3 separate regions of the Homo sapiens genome follow, and regions 1 and 2 are each linked to region 3. The links are chromatin contacts, found by Hi-C or POLR2A ChIA-PET in ENCODE. All regions are on one chromosome and are shown on one strand. The core of a region is the stretch at or near the end of the contact, and the rest is flanking DNA. Distances in the headings are between cores, read along the strand shown.

The links. A loop is a pair of places that touch in the nucleus more often than their neighbours do. ChIA-PET counts read pairs that join two places held with the same protein, here RNA polymerase II (POLR2A). Pooled maps may share reads with other maps.
Region 1: a map of ascending aorta shows a loop between it and region 3 (4-fold over the local background). The contact joins the promoter of PSME3IP1 here to the promoter of KIFC3 in region 3. A Hi-C loop is called at or near these places in 1 of 168 maps with a recorded cell type or tissue (ascending aorta) and 4 of 50 pooled maps. POLR2A ChIA-PET finds 5 or more read pairs at or near these places in 1 of 52 experiments (MCF 10A).
Region 2: a pooled map shows a loop between it and region 3 (4-fold over the local background). The contact joins the promoter of CNOT1 here to the promoter of KIFC3 in region 3. A Hi-C loop is called at or near these places in 1 of 37 single-sample maps with no recorded cell type and 10 of 50 pooled maps. POLR2A ChIA-PET finds 5 or more read pairs at or near these places in 1 of 52 experiments (HepG2).

Annotation. Positions count from the first base shown.
Region 1 is chr16:57,183,512-57,187,972 of GRCh38, reverse strand. PSME3IP1 (proteasome activator subunit 3 interacting protein 1) reads left to right here and starts at 1,934. Exons shown (of 7, transcript NM_024946.4): 1 at 1,934-2,152. RSPRY1 (ring finger and SPRY domain containing 1) reads right to left here and starts at 1,644. Exons shown (of 15, transcript NM_133368.3): 1 at 1,522-1,644. RefSeq lists enhancers at 304-948, 2,260-2,309 and a silencer at 1,350-1,559.
Region 2 is chr16:58,626,964-58,631,089 of GRCh38, reverse strand. CNOT1 (CCR4-NOT transcription complex subunit 1) reads left to right here and starts at 1,264. Exons shown (of 49, transcript NM_016284.5): 1 at 1,264-1,362. RefSeq lists enhancers at 397-886, 1,177-1,386, 835-1,510, 1,511-2,187.
Region 3 is chr16:57,800,232-57,804,211 of GRCh38, reverse strand. It overlaps KIFC3 (kinesin family member C3), which reads left to right and starts at 1,721. Exons shown (of 20, transcript NM_001130100.2): 1 at 1,721-1,842. RefSeq lists enhancers at 748-1,424, 2,102-2,778.

The DNA.
Region 1 (4,461 bases), core at 685-3,184, 620 kb after region 3:
CAATGTTGAGATCAAATTACTTAGAGGAAAATTTCAGCTGTTAGGGGAAAATAATTCCTGAAGGAAAAGATATTACAGTGGTAACTCCTGCCAGCACCATAAGAAGTTCAAAGTAAATGAAAACTCTGAGAGCAAAAGCTGGAAATCCCACCATCCCCATCTAAGCAGGGTTTGAAACCATGGGTTTAGATCTTAATATGACCTAAGAAGCTGTGAACCTTGAAGCTTTCAGTACAATATGGCTCCCAGCACTCCGCAGGTGACAGACAACGACTGTATTAATCCCACCCCTTACCTCTACATACTACTTTACATTTTAGAAAGTGCCTTCACTTTTATTCCTCAACAGCAACCCGTTTGGTGGTAGAATCACACTAACTTACGTTCACGCAGCTTGTAATTTGTACTTTCACATACTGCGCTGGTTATTTTACAGTAGAGACTTAAGGAGGTTAAGTCACTCCACTAAGCAAGAACAGATGGTAGGTAAAGGGCCTGGAAAACTGCGGGATTCTACTCAGTCGATAACAGACACTTCTAACCCTTCAAAGTTCAAAGTACAACACTCCAGGGGGAGCAACCTCTCTCAGAGAACTATACAAGACAGGACCTCGGAGTCTCAGCCGACCGCCTCGGTCTCAGTCGGTTTCCCTCCCCAAAGACGGGGAAAGTGAGGCAGCAGGAGAGACAAATGCCTAATTTGGACTCACGCAAGGGGTGTTGGTGGGATAGACTCTCCCCACCCCACTCGGGCAATAAGCCCGGAAGCAGTTGGATCCTGTGTCTGGGACACCTGGTCGATCTACAGAGAGAGGGAATAATTCCCGTTTCCCTTTCACTACTCCCCACTCTGGCTTTCCTGTGGATGGAGGTGTCTTCTTCCCATCACCGCCCAGAAATCCCCTCTCCCCAAGGTCCTTACCCAATTTTCAGCTCCGGCTTCCGTAGTAGGACATTCCGCTAGTTCTAGCTCCTGCTTCCTAGCCCCATTCTCTCTCTATCCCAAGGCGTTTCTAAATCTCCCCGGGGAGGTATGCCTCATCCGTGCCACCTAGACCGTAAACTCCACAAAAAGAACCCTCCTAAAGCGTCCCTTCATCTACCCTTTCTATCCCGGGCACCCCTGAGTAGGTCAGGACCCCATCGGTACCAGGAGCCACCCCAGGAGATAGATAGCTGCCTCTCACCTGGGCCCTGTTAGCCGCAGCCTCCTCAGAAGGGCGACCCCCAAGAACCTCTTCTGGTGAGGACCCCCGAAAGAGGGAACACCCTCTTCTAGGAACCTCTTCAGATCCCTCAAGCGCGGGCCTCGGTGGAAAACCTCTCGGCTGTTTCTCAGGTTCTGACCAACGCCACCTCTCTCCCGGGCCCTTTCCAGAGCCTACCCCGGCCCCAGTCCGGTCCGCCCGCCCCAGGCTCGAGCGGCTGTTCCCCTCCCTCACAGACGTCCCCAACCCTCAGACTCCCTCCCGTTCCGCGTGCCCAGGGCTCAGAGCAGCGCGGTCGGGCTGTGGCACTGACTTTCTCTACCTCCCGGGCCCACCGGAGGGAGGGGGCGGCGGCGGCGGCGCGACTCCTTTGTGACAGGTCCGAGAGAACGGCAAAGATGGACGCGAGGCCACGGCGCTGCCATTACGCGCAGAGCCCACCCCCGCTTCGTACCGCCCCAGCCCTCCCTCAGTCCCCTAGGAAACGCCCCTTCCTCGGTGGCAAGCCCTCTCCTTGACAGCCAATCACCTTTCAAAAATCGTGTCACGTGATCAGCGGGACCGGCCCGCCCTCCAGGCGCAGACTGGCCAGTCCTCATCCTGAGGCGTGAATGGCCCAATCAAGTCTCTCCGGCTCGTTTTCAGGGTACCGGATTTCCATCGGGCTCCCGGGGAGGAAGAGCTCCGCGGATTGGGTTACGTCGCCGGAAGTGGGGCGGGACTCTATTGTGGCGGTGAGGAACAGGAAGCCCTGAAGGGTCAAAAGAAATACAAAAGCAAAGGCTATTTTCTTTTTTTTTTTCTTTCTTTCATTCATTCCTTCCTCTGTTTCTTTCTTTCTTCCTTTCATTTTTTTTTCTTTTTTAAGAGCGAGCGGCTCTGCGGTGGCGGTTTGGGGTGGGCGCCGCCGAGGTGAGGTCGTCTCGCCTCCCGCGCGCCGGTAGGTGAGTGCGGCCTCGGTCCTGGCCTGGCGGCGACACCTGGGTTCCAGCTTCCTTACGGAAGAGATGAGCTGCGGCTGCTGTTAGGGTTAGGGCCAGGCCTGTTCTCAGTCCGCGCACCCGCTCCTTGTCCGGAGTAGCCGAAGCCTGGGGCTTGCGGGCCCAGCCTGAGGGGAGCTGAGGGTGCCCGCGGGAAGGCATCTGGGTCGCGGCGAGGACCCTTTCAGGCGGGCCCAACACTGCCGGGCGTTTAATGGGGTTTCCCCAATTTTCTGCTAGGTAGGGCCACCCAGGTTTCAAGTGAGTAGCAGGCTCCGTTCCAGAGGTCTTGGAACAGGTCCAGGTTACTCACTCGGATGTGCGGCGTCTGGTTGGAAATGGTTGAATCCCAGAATGGCAGTGCAGGATGGGAAGCACATTTATTGTGTGCCATGTACCAGTTGCTGTGCCAAGCGAATTTTCTATTACGGAAAACAAGCCAGCTGGCCCGTTTTGCAGAAAACTTAAGAAACAAAGAGAGTTGAAGCGTCATGCTTGAGAGTTGGTGGTCCTTGTGACTGTCAGTCCACACAGAGGAAAGGGGGAGACCTGTTTGTTCGTAGTCGTGGTTCTTTAATGTTAGTGGAAAACAAGATCTCCTGGGGCCCTTTTAAAATGCAGTTTCTCAGACTCCCGCACGCTCGGGTAGCCCGACTGGTTAGTTCAGGAGTGGGACCCAAGAAGCCAGATGCGAGCCTGGTGATCGGAATTCCCGATGACCTCTTGCCTACCACCTGTGACATAAGATTTGTCGATTCATCAGTTATTTGGTGTATTCATGTGTCCACAGGGACACCATAAAATGGAAGGCACCCTTCTGAAATATTTGAAGGGAATCAGTGGGTAGACTCCTTTTTGATACAAAGTATTGAGCCGACAGCAGCTTTTACAGTCTTTTAGTTAGATGACCTGCGAACAATTTGTAAGGATCTGAAAGTAGAGGCTGCCCGATTATCTTTCTCAACTGAAGTCTTCATGTCCTTACCCTGTGGGGAAGTGCTTCATGATATAAGAAAGGAATAATTGTGTCAAAACCATTTAGTTGATTATCAGTCTTCACTTTCATCTTCCAAGAATGGTGATGCTTGGTTAGAATCAAGCTGCTGCTTTAGCTATTGAAAACCACGTATGTGGTAAATCAAGTAACAAGTGCGATGTACGTACAGGGTCAGTCATAGTGTAATTATGCCTTTATGGCAGCTAAATTAAGCATTTTCAACGTGTTCACCATTAGTCACCTTTTGAACATACTTTGTCTTCATTCTTAAATATTATGTTTCACTCTTTACTATAGAATATGTTGTTAAGATTGTTTTGTCTAAAATCAAGTATCGACAAGTTTAAAAAAAAGATTGTTTTGTGTTTGGTTTTCTGTATTTCCACTATGCTCTATGGAACTATGGGTTTGTTTTTGTTCAATTTGTTTGGTATTTATTAGACTTCTTGAATCTGTGGATTAGTGTCTTTCATTAATTCTGTAAAATTCTCAGCCATTTTATATGCATATATTGCTTCTTCCCATTGTTTCTCTTTTTTTTTTTATCGATTTAACTAAACCTTTTCACTCTTTTCTCTATGTCTTTTACTCTGTTCTTTCGTAGTACATTCTGGATAATTTATTCTCAAGTTATTTCCATTGTTATTAAACTCGGCCTCTGAAATCTTAAATCATATATTGCAATTTTTAGTTTCTGAAGTTCTGTTTGGTTTGTGACACTTTTACAGTTTTTTATTTCTTACTATTTTGAGGCTTAATTTTATTTCTTTAAACATGGAAAGTATAGTTGTTTTTATAATCTCTATGTTTAATTCCACTGTCTGAATTCCCTTTGGGGGAGTCTGTTTCTGTTGTCCATTATTCCTGCTGTTTTACTTCCCAGTTCACCTTTACTTTGAAGCTGTAGTTCTTTTGGGCACAAGATTAAGATGGAGAGGGAGGTAGTTGTCAGACTCCACTCCCTGGATGGGCTCCTGGCTTGAACTTGTTTCTGTTATCTCATAAAGGCACTGAAACTTTAGCTTTTAGGTCAGAGAAGTCCTCAGGATGAAATCCATTTTGAATATTGGGCTTAATTTCTGGTTTTCACCTTCTAGATTGTGTCCAAATTCTTTACTATCTTGTTAGCTTTTCTATTTAAGAATTAATATTTTTGGCTGGGCGTGGTAGCTTACACTTGTAATCCCAGCACTTTGGTAGGTCGAGGTGGGCAGATCACTTGAGGTCAGGAGTTTGAGACCAGCCTGGCCAACATGGTGAAACCCTGTCTCTACTA
Region 2 (4,126 bases), core at 15-2,514, 830 kb before region 3:
CCTAAGTAGCTGGGATTACAGGTGTGCGCCACCACGCCCGGCTAATTTTTTGTATCTTAGTAGAGATGGGGTTTCACCGTGTTAGCCAGGATGGTCTCGATCACCTGACGTCGTGATCCACCCGCCTCAGCCTCCCAAAGAGCTGGTATTACAAGCGTGAGCCACCGCGCCCGGCCTTAATTTCAAAAGGTAATAGAGCTAACCAGTCAACACTTCCTTCCCAATCCTTTCTCTTTTGGGTACAGGTGAGTATAAAATCTTACCAACTATCATAGTTAACAAACAAACCATAGCAAAATATGTTTCTATGCTTTTTCTCTTGAGAGCAAAGGACATGGGTATCCTTTCTTAGACGGCTTCTAGGACTTAAGCCAGGAAGAGAACTTGCGTCTCCTACGTCTCTGGAAGGCGTCTCTGGAAGGTGTCCCTTCTTCAATAGACAGAACTAAAACAGAAAGTTCCCTTGACCAAAGCGAAGCAAGCGAGGACAAGGTGGCCACCTGGGTGACTACAACCCCCAGCATGCACTGCTCCTTCTAGGGCGCAGCGACGAACGAAGACGCATTACTTCTGCGATGGGAACGGGGTAGAGGAGCGCGACTACACATCCCAGGATGCAAAGCGCCCCAACTCTAGTCACAACCTGGCTTGCTTTCTGGCTGGCGTTCCCCGCCAAAGGGACACTAGGGGAGGGGATTGTTTCGGTTGGGAATCCCCGAAGTCTACTGGACCGTGACATTTCGAAAGAGGAAGGAAAGTGGAGGAAAGCTGTTTCACTGTAATTCAAAGTAGTTCCCGCGCAGGGTGGCGAGGAGTTATGGGCCCCTTCCATAATTTATTGTTCCTCAAAGGCAATGCCAAGCCCCACTGGTCGCAGCCCTCCAGGGCAGGTGGGAAGTACGTGAAGCCCCAAATCGAAGTTATCAGCCTCTCCCTATTGGCCCTCGCCTCGAGCGCAGGCGCGAGGGCTCTGACTCCGGTCCCCTGGGCCTGGTGAGCGGCAATTGGCCAAAGTCCGCGAAGTAGGAGGCCGGATTGGTAGTTGCTAGCAGGAGCCTGATTTCTTCCTCGACTTCTGCAAGTGATAGAGTGTGATTGGTTTAAATCCGCGGGCACCTGTCGGTGATTGGGTAGAAGCCACAGGCGGGGCGCGGCCATTGGCTGGCTCTGGGGCCATCCCTCCTCGGGCGGGCAGCGAATGATGAAATGGGAACGGGGAGGGGAAAGGCCGCGACGTGAGCGCGCGACCTCCGGCGCCATTTTGTAGAGAAACAAGCGGAGTTAACCGAAGAGGGGGTCGAGGAGAGCCGGAGTCGGGGACCCAGGAGTTTCCTGTGTCCAGCGCTGCCGGAGCCGCCTGAGGTGAGGCGGGTTGGCGTCAGGGGCTAGGGTAGGGTGGCGGTGTCAGCTTGGGAACGCGAGAGCCGGTGGGAGGAGGAACAGGGGTGGACCTGGGGCCACTGGAAGCGTTTCCCGGAGCTCTAGGGAGTGAGAGGCAGCCGGGACGGGGAAGTGGGACGAGGCGGGAGAGGGCGGACTCTTCTCCACACGGCTCTCGGAGGCTTCGCGCTCTGAAGATGAGAGGCCAGCGAGAAGGCTCCAGGAAGCGGAGGGTAGAGCGCGGGGTGAGACCCATGGTGGTCTCTGTCCCGGGCCTGGAGGCTCAGGGGGCGGCAGCGGCGGCAGTTCGTGTCGCTGGGCCTGGCTTCGCGCGGGTTGCACCCCTCTGAGACCTCCACGACCTCCTTAACTACTGTTTCTGTCTCTGCTCCCTGATGGTTGCAGTGGGCATCGGCTTCCGAGGCCTAGGGCTTCTGGCGGGGGGGACCGTGTTTGGAGTTTTTGCATGTTTCCAGTTCTTCTCCGTGTACTCGGAGCTGCCACTCTCCCCGTCTTACGCCCCCAGCACGTTGTCAAAGCCCCCCAGGTTTCGGGTGTCCCCGGATGGGAAGGGCGGGCGGGAGCAAGCACTTCCTTATTACTTGCTACAGGTTTTGTTCCACTCGCGCGCCTGGGCGCTCACACTTTCTTTGAAGTTGGCCCCCACCTACTCGGTCCGGTGTCTGCAGTAGTGGCGGTCCTGCTCACCCAGGACAAGTGTCCCGCTAGTGAGCTGAGCACTTGTAGGCCTCAAGGCTGATAAGATCCACGGCAGGTCTTGTAGAGGTACTTAAGGCCAAACACAAATAATACTTTTTCAGTACCACCTCCTTTGCAGAATTCACCCAAGAGGGCTCACAGATACTAACTCCCCGAGGAGTAAGCTTTGTAGATTAAAAAAGAATGCTTGACATCTGTGCGTTTGAAAATGTTGTATTTAAAATAAACTTTATGACAAACTTTTCCCATGAAGTTAATCAAATGTCACATTTCTTAGGACTCTAATAAAGTCTGTTTTCTTCCTGAAAACTGAGTAACAATGCTTAACCTACCCTGCCGATTTCTCTACAATTCGATAGCCTGTGACTACTTGGGTTTTTTTTTTTTTTTAAGTCAGTGATTGAGTGAATATAATTATACTGTTTGAAACAATGCCGAACGTTTTCCTTATGACAGCCCCTTTGATAGGAATAGGGAATACATGGATTAAAAAAATGAGGGAAGGCAAGTAAAATATTAGGAGGAAGGTCAAACAGATTAAGAACAATTTTTTTCTATAGGTACTTGGGTTTAATACTTAAGTGATCTGTGGTCCCGGTTGGTATTCCTACCCTTTTAAAGATTGGCAGCAGAGTATTTTAGCTATTAAGAAGACATGTGGTAACAGTTTAAATAATTATGTTTTAGGATACTGCAAATTGTTACCTTGTCTAAGGAGAATATGCATTGATGATACATGGTTTTAGGTGGCTAGCTGTGCTTTGACTGAAATGATAGCATGTTGATAAAACTAGTTTGGAGAGTTAGTTCCTTTTCAACAAGTGTGGGTTCCCCAAGTCTTAGTGGAAACAAGTCTAGAATCGACTGGGCGCGGTGGCTCACGCCTGTAATCCCAGCACTTAGGGAGGCCAAGGTAGGTGAATCACCAGAGGTCAGGAGTTCGAGACCAGCCTGGCCAACATGTCACAACCGCGTCTCTACTAAAAATACAAAAATTAGCCGGGCGTGGTGGCAGGTGCCTGTAATCCCAGCTACTTGGGAGGCTGAGGCAGGAGAATTGCTTGAACCCGGGAGGCGGAGGTTGCAGTGAGCCGAGATAGAGCTACTGCACTCCAGCCTGGGGGACGGGGAGACTCCGTCTCAAAAAAAAGTCTAGAATGAAGGCGCAAAGACATGTCTATTTGTAACTGAAAATATTTCCTTTTCTTACCTAAGATTGTAATCTTAGAAGTTTTAAGGTACGGTTTTGTGGCATTACGGTGGAAAAGAATTGAAATGTGCTCTTTTTGGTTCCCAGCTTAACACCCCGGGTTCATTTTCTTTTTTTCTAGTTTCTGAATTTCTCTTCGGGGTTTAGATCCTAGTCTCTTTAACATAGATGTTGTCAAGCTAAATAATAAGACATCCTTCTTATTTGGAGTCAAGTCATTAAAAAAAGCTATGAAAACAAATGGAAATGCTTGCCATCTTTTCAAAACATGCTTTAAAGTCTGATTTCAAATTACCTTGCATGTTACTTTTTCTGAGTATGTTTTAGGATAGATTCTGATCTGGTTATGAGAAACTTTTTTTTTTTTTTTTTTTTTGAGATGGAGTCTCGCTCTGTCACCAGGCTGGAGTGCAGCAGCACACAATCTCGGTTCACTGCAACCTTTGCCTCCAGGGTTCAAGCAATTCTGCCTCAGCCCCTCGAGTAGCTGGGACTACAGGTGCCCGCCACCACACCCAGCTAATTTTTGTATTTTAATAGAGACAGGGTTTCACCATGTTGGCCAGGATGGTCTCGAACTCTTAACTTCATGATCCACCCGCCTCACCCTCCCAAAGTGCTGGGATTACAGACGTGAGCCACGGTGCCCAGCCGAGAAGCTTTCTTTTTAACCAGTTTGAATTTATGAACTTGATTATTTCTTTCTGTGTAATAACAAACACGTCTTTGGTACCCAATACCAGAGAATGGAATTTGTCCACAATAATTCTAATTGAGTGCTGTCATATTTTGGGACTAATTTTTTTGGCCCAGGCA
Region 3 (3,980 bases), core at 472-2,971:
GGCAGCATTTATCTCCAGTGTGTGGGATATGGTTACAATGAACATCTATTACTTTTGTAATCAAAGCAAAAGAACAATAAATGTTATTATTAATTTAAAAATCTGGCTTTGGCTTTGGTGGGAAGGACCTACAGTTAATGTCAATGTACTCAATCCCTGAGTAAGAAAAAGTCTCCAGTTTTGAACCAGGACTTTAAAGACATTCTGTCCTCCCCATCCCCCGCCCCATCAACTCATAGGGACTATAATCAAGGGAGATAGATACTAAATCAGAATTCTAGAGACATTTTGCCTTCATCCACCCTTGCGGTCCCCTGGATCACTGCTGTTTGGAGGGCAGGCAGAGGAATTCAGAGATCATAACTCCCCAAATAAGGCTTTCTCTCCCATTGGAAGGGTTCTCCAGTGTGGTGTTCAGCTGGAAATCTAACTCTCTAGGGAATGATTCCAGGAGCGTTACATTCACCCTCTATCAGGCCTTCACTGAGGAATCTCAGTTGTCAAATAAAGCATGCACTAGGCTGCTTCCAGCTGGGGGACTGTGACTGTCCTGCTCTGGCGTCCAGAACAATCTGAGGCCCAGGCCCTTGGCTCCGTCGCTGGTCGAGATTCTTGACTGGCAGCCCAGCGCCTGGGCGGCAGCAGGAGATAGAACCCACCTGGAGTTGCCCGACCCCCTCCAGTCCTCTCCTTGATCTTCTTGGGCCATCCCCTGACAAGCAGGAAGGGACAGAGTACCCGCCCTCCTGGGATTATCTGCAGAACCGTCAGCCTGCATGGGCTGGCTTCAGAGTGACTTGCTTTCTCCTCTTCCGCACCCGGGGGTGTGGAGAGTGAGGGAGAATATTGCTGCTGGCTCTGGAATAAAATGCTGCCTCTGTTTGGGAGACAAAGAACAGAGTGGCTCCTCCAGGTCAGCTGTCTCTCCCGGCTGGCAGGCCCCTGGCCTCCCCCAGGCCTCTTCTGAGGCTCTAGGTGCCCCAGTAGCAGGGCCTTCTGCAGCAAGGCCGGGAACTGCTGCACCATTGGTGTGTTTTACCTTAAGGGACTCCAGGCAGCTTCCTTGCTGGGAAGATATTCATTTGCTGGGGTGGGGCTGGGGGTGCAGAGGTAGGAAGTGCTGTGGCTAGAAGGCGGCCTGGCCAGCGAGTAGGTGGTGGAGCGAGTGAGAGCGTGTGCGCTGTAAACAGTGTGAGTGCATGTGCGCCAGCGCGTGCAAGGACACGGTAAGGGATGTACATGTATTGTCTCGTGAGTAAGAGCTTGTGTGTGTGTTGGGATGGGAAGACACGTACTGGTATGAGAGCCCGCGTGAGAAGTGTATGTGTGAGTACTCGCGTGGAAGTTTTGCACTCGGGTTTGAGGCTGTGCAAAAGTACGCATGGCTCACCAGGTGTGGGGCTGTGTGGGCTGCCTCGTGTGTGCCAGCCCGTGTGCAGGCCTGTTTTGTGAGAGCCTTCAGGGAACGCATGAGCACGTGTGCCAGTGCGAGTGCGGGACGCGGGGAGGCGGGAGAGACCGAGTGGGAGGCCCCGCGAAGGAGTGGGAGTGGGAGTGGGAGTGCCGGCGGGAGACCTGCGGGGGCGCGCCCGGGCTGACGCGTGCGCGCCAGTGCGCGTGAGTGCGGGCGCGCGCCGCCGCCCCCCGCCGGGGTCGGAGCCGGTTGCCATGGGAACGCGCCGCGGCCCGAGTTAATCATTTCCTGTGGAAAGTGTGCGGGAGGGGCGCGAGCGGGCTGGCCGAGGAGGAGGCGGCGGCGTGGAGCTGCCTCCTGCCGGCGGGCCGGGCCGGGCCGAGCCCCGGGCGCTGCGGCGACGCCTGGATCCTGCCTCCGCCAGGCCGGTGAGTGGGGGGCCCGGGCGGGCTGGGTGCGAGCGGGGCGCTGGGCTCTGCCCGGCCCGCCGTTTGGGGCGCCGCGTCCGGGCCGGCCCTGCCCTCGGGACCCCTCTGCCCGGACCCGCTATGGGCGCGGGGAGGGAAAGGCCCGGGAGACCCAGCCCTGCGAGGTCCCCTCCAGCGCCGTTCAGCCCGAGTCGAGGACCTTGCTGGGAGCTGGGCACAGGGGCGGCGTGTCCCACGGGATCCGAGCAGCCTCGGGACCCCGTTTGGATTTTATTGAACGAGAAGAGCGCAGACCCTACCCGGGATGGGCTTGTCAATCGGCGCCGCCCTCTCCCCTTCCTGGCGTCTTCCCCACCCCCAGGGCTCCCTGGAAGGCTGCCTTTGGGTCCCTCCCACCACGTCCCTTGGGGAGTTCGCTTTTTCCCTGGCAGGGCCTGGGGCGGGGTGCGCCCGCCCAGAGGTTAGGAAGAAGGGCCTTGGCCGGTGCCCTCCGGGCAGTGAGGAATCGGGCCATTGACAGCCGCAGCAGTTGTGAGGGTCTCAGCAGGGAGGGCGATCCCAGGACCACCCCTTTAAGCCCAGCATTGCTAGTTAGAGCAGAACTCTGGCTGGTGCAGTGAAGGGCCTGGTCCTGGGAGATATTAAAGAGGAAGCTGTGTTTAATTAAATTCTGGAGTACCATTTACTGCCACCCAGCCCCCACCTCCATACCCCAACACTGTCTCAAGATTGCGGGTTGTGGCCACCCCTGGTCTTTCACCTTCCCCGGCTTTTCCTCTGCCTGAACAGGGTGAGCACCCATTCTTTCCCAGACGTGTATTCCCCATGCCCTTGTTAGAGTAGCCGTCTCCTTGACCAGGGAGAGTCATTTGCTAGGAATGCAGTCTCAGAATGGGGCCCTGCATTTGCAGTGAGTGGACTTTAGGGGCACAGGGTGGTGAGTTCTGCTGTTCACAGGGGCACCAGGGAGCAGAGGGTTTGAAATCTAGGTTGCCCTGGAAAGCCCAGGATAGATGATGGTGTGCAGGGAGGTGGCATTCCCTGTACAACTTCCTTGACCTTCTGCCTGCTCTCCCAGGGCGACCAAGCCCTGCTTGCTGCAGTCTCTGAGCAGCTGTCCAGCCTGTCCCCCCAGTCTTTGCAATGTCCCTGATCTAGGGCAGGGGGAGTATTGCAGCTCTGCTGTCCTGGTCTAAACCCAGAGAGGCAGAGACCCTCTTCCCCAGCCAGGCCCTCTGCATTCACCCACCACTGGAGCAAAGTAACTGAAAAATAAAATTTTGGAGCTCTTTGTATATGCCAGTATTGTTCTGAACACTTGGCCTTGTCTAATCTTTAGAGCAACCCTATAAGGTGGTGTTCTCCCCATTTTATAGATGGAGATAATGAAGTACGGAGAGGCAAAGTAATTCTCCCAAGGTCAGACATCTAGTAAACAGGGGAGCCAGGTTCTGAACCAGTCCCACTGCCCTCCCCCACGAATCCTAGGTTGGTAGAAGTCCCCGGACACCAGGTTTCATCTCAGATGCCCATGTAAATGAGAGAGAGTCCTGCTTTCTTGGCCCAGAACCCTGGGCTTAAGATTCCTTGATACTTTTGACCTTCACACCCCTGAGGCTGCTAAATTCAGCTGCTTTTTCCTCTTCGGGATCTAGCACACGCCCTTCCTCTTTCTTCCCGATATCTTCCTGGCTGCCTCCTCCACTTCCCTTCCTGATAACCGCAGAAACGCTATCTCCTCCTGTCCCTGCCCCTCAGACTGAGCTGAGCTGATCTCCCTGAAAGTCTTCTCTGTCCACTGTGGAGTCAGCCTCCAATGCCCTGCACTGTCTCACCTTCCCAGCAGCCGAGACTGCAGATGGACCTGCCTTGCTCCTTCCCTTGCCCATTGGACAGCTGGTCTGCAGGGTTGGTTGTGTGCCCAGCTCTGTGCCAGGCAGCCTGGAGAAGAGGACATTTGGCTGCTCCCCTTGGTTTCTTCCACGCCACACTGGTCCATCTCAGTTTCCTCAGTGGAGCTGGCCCACGTATTTAGATCAGCCTCTGCCCTGTCCTTTGGCCCACATTCCCATCCCCTTCCCAGTAAGACTGAACCTAGGAGCCTCCTAGTTGTTCTAAGTCAAGGAAGGAAGAGACCA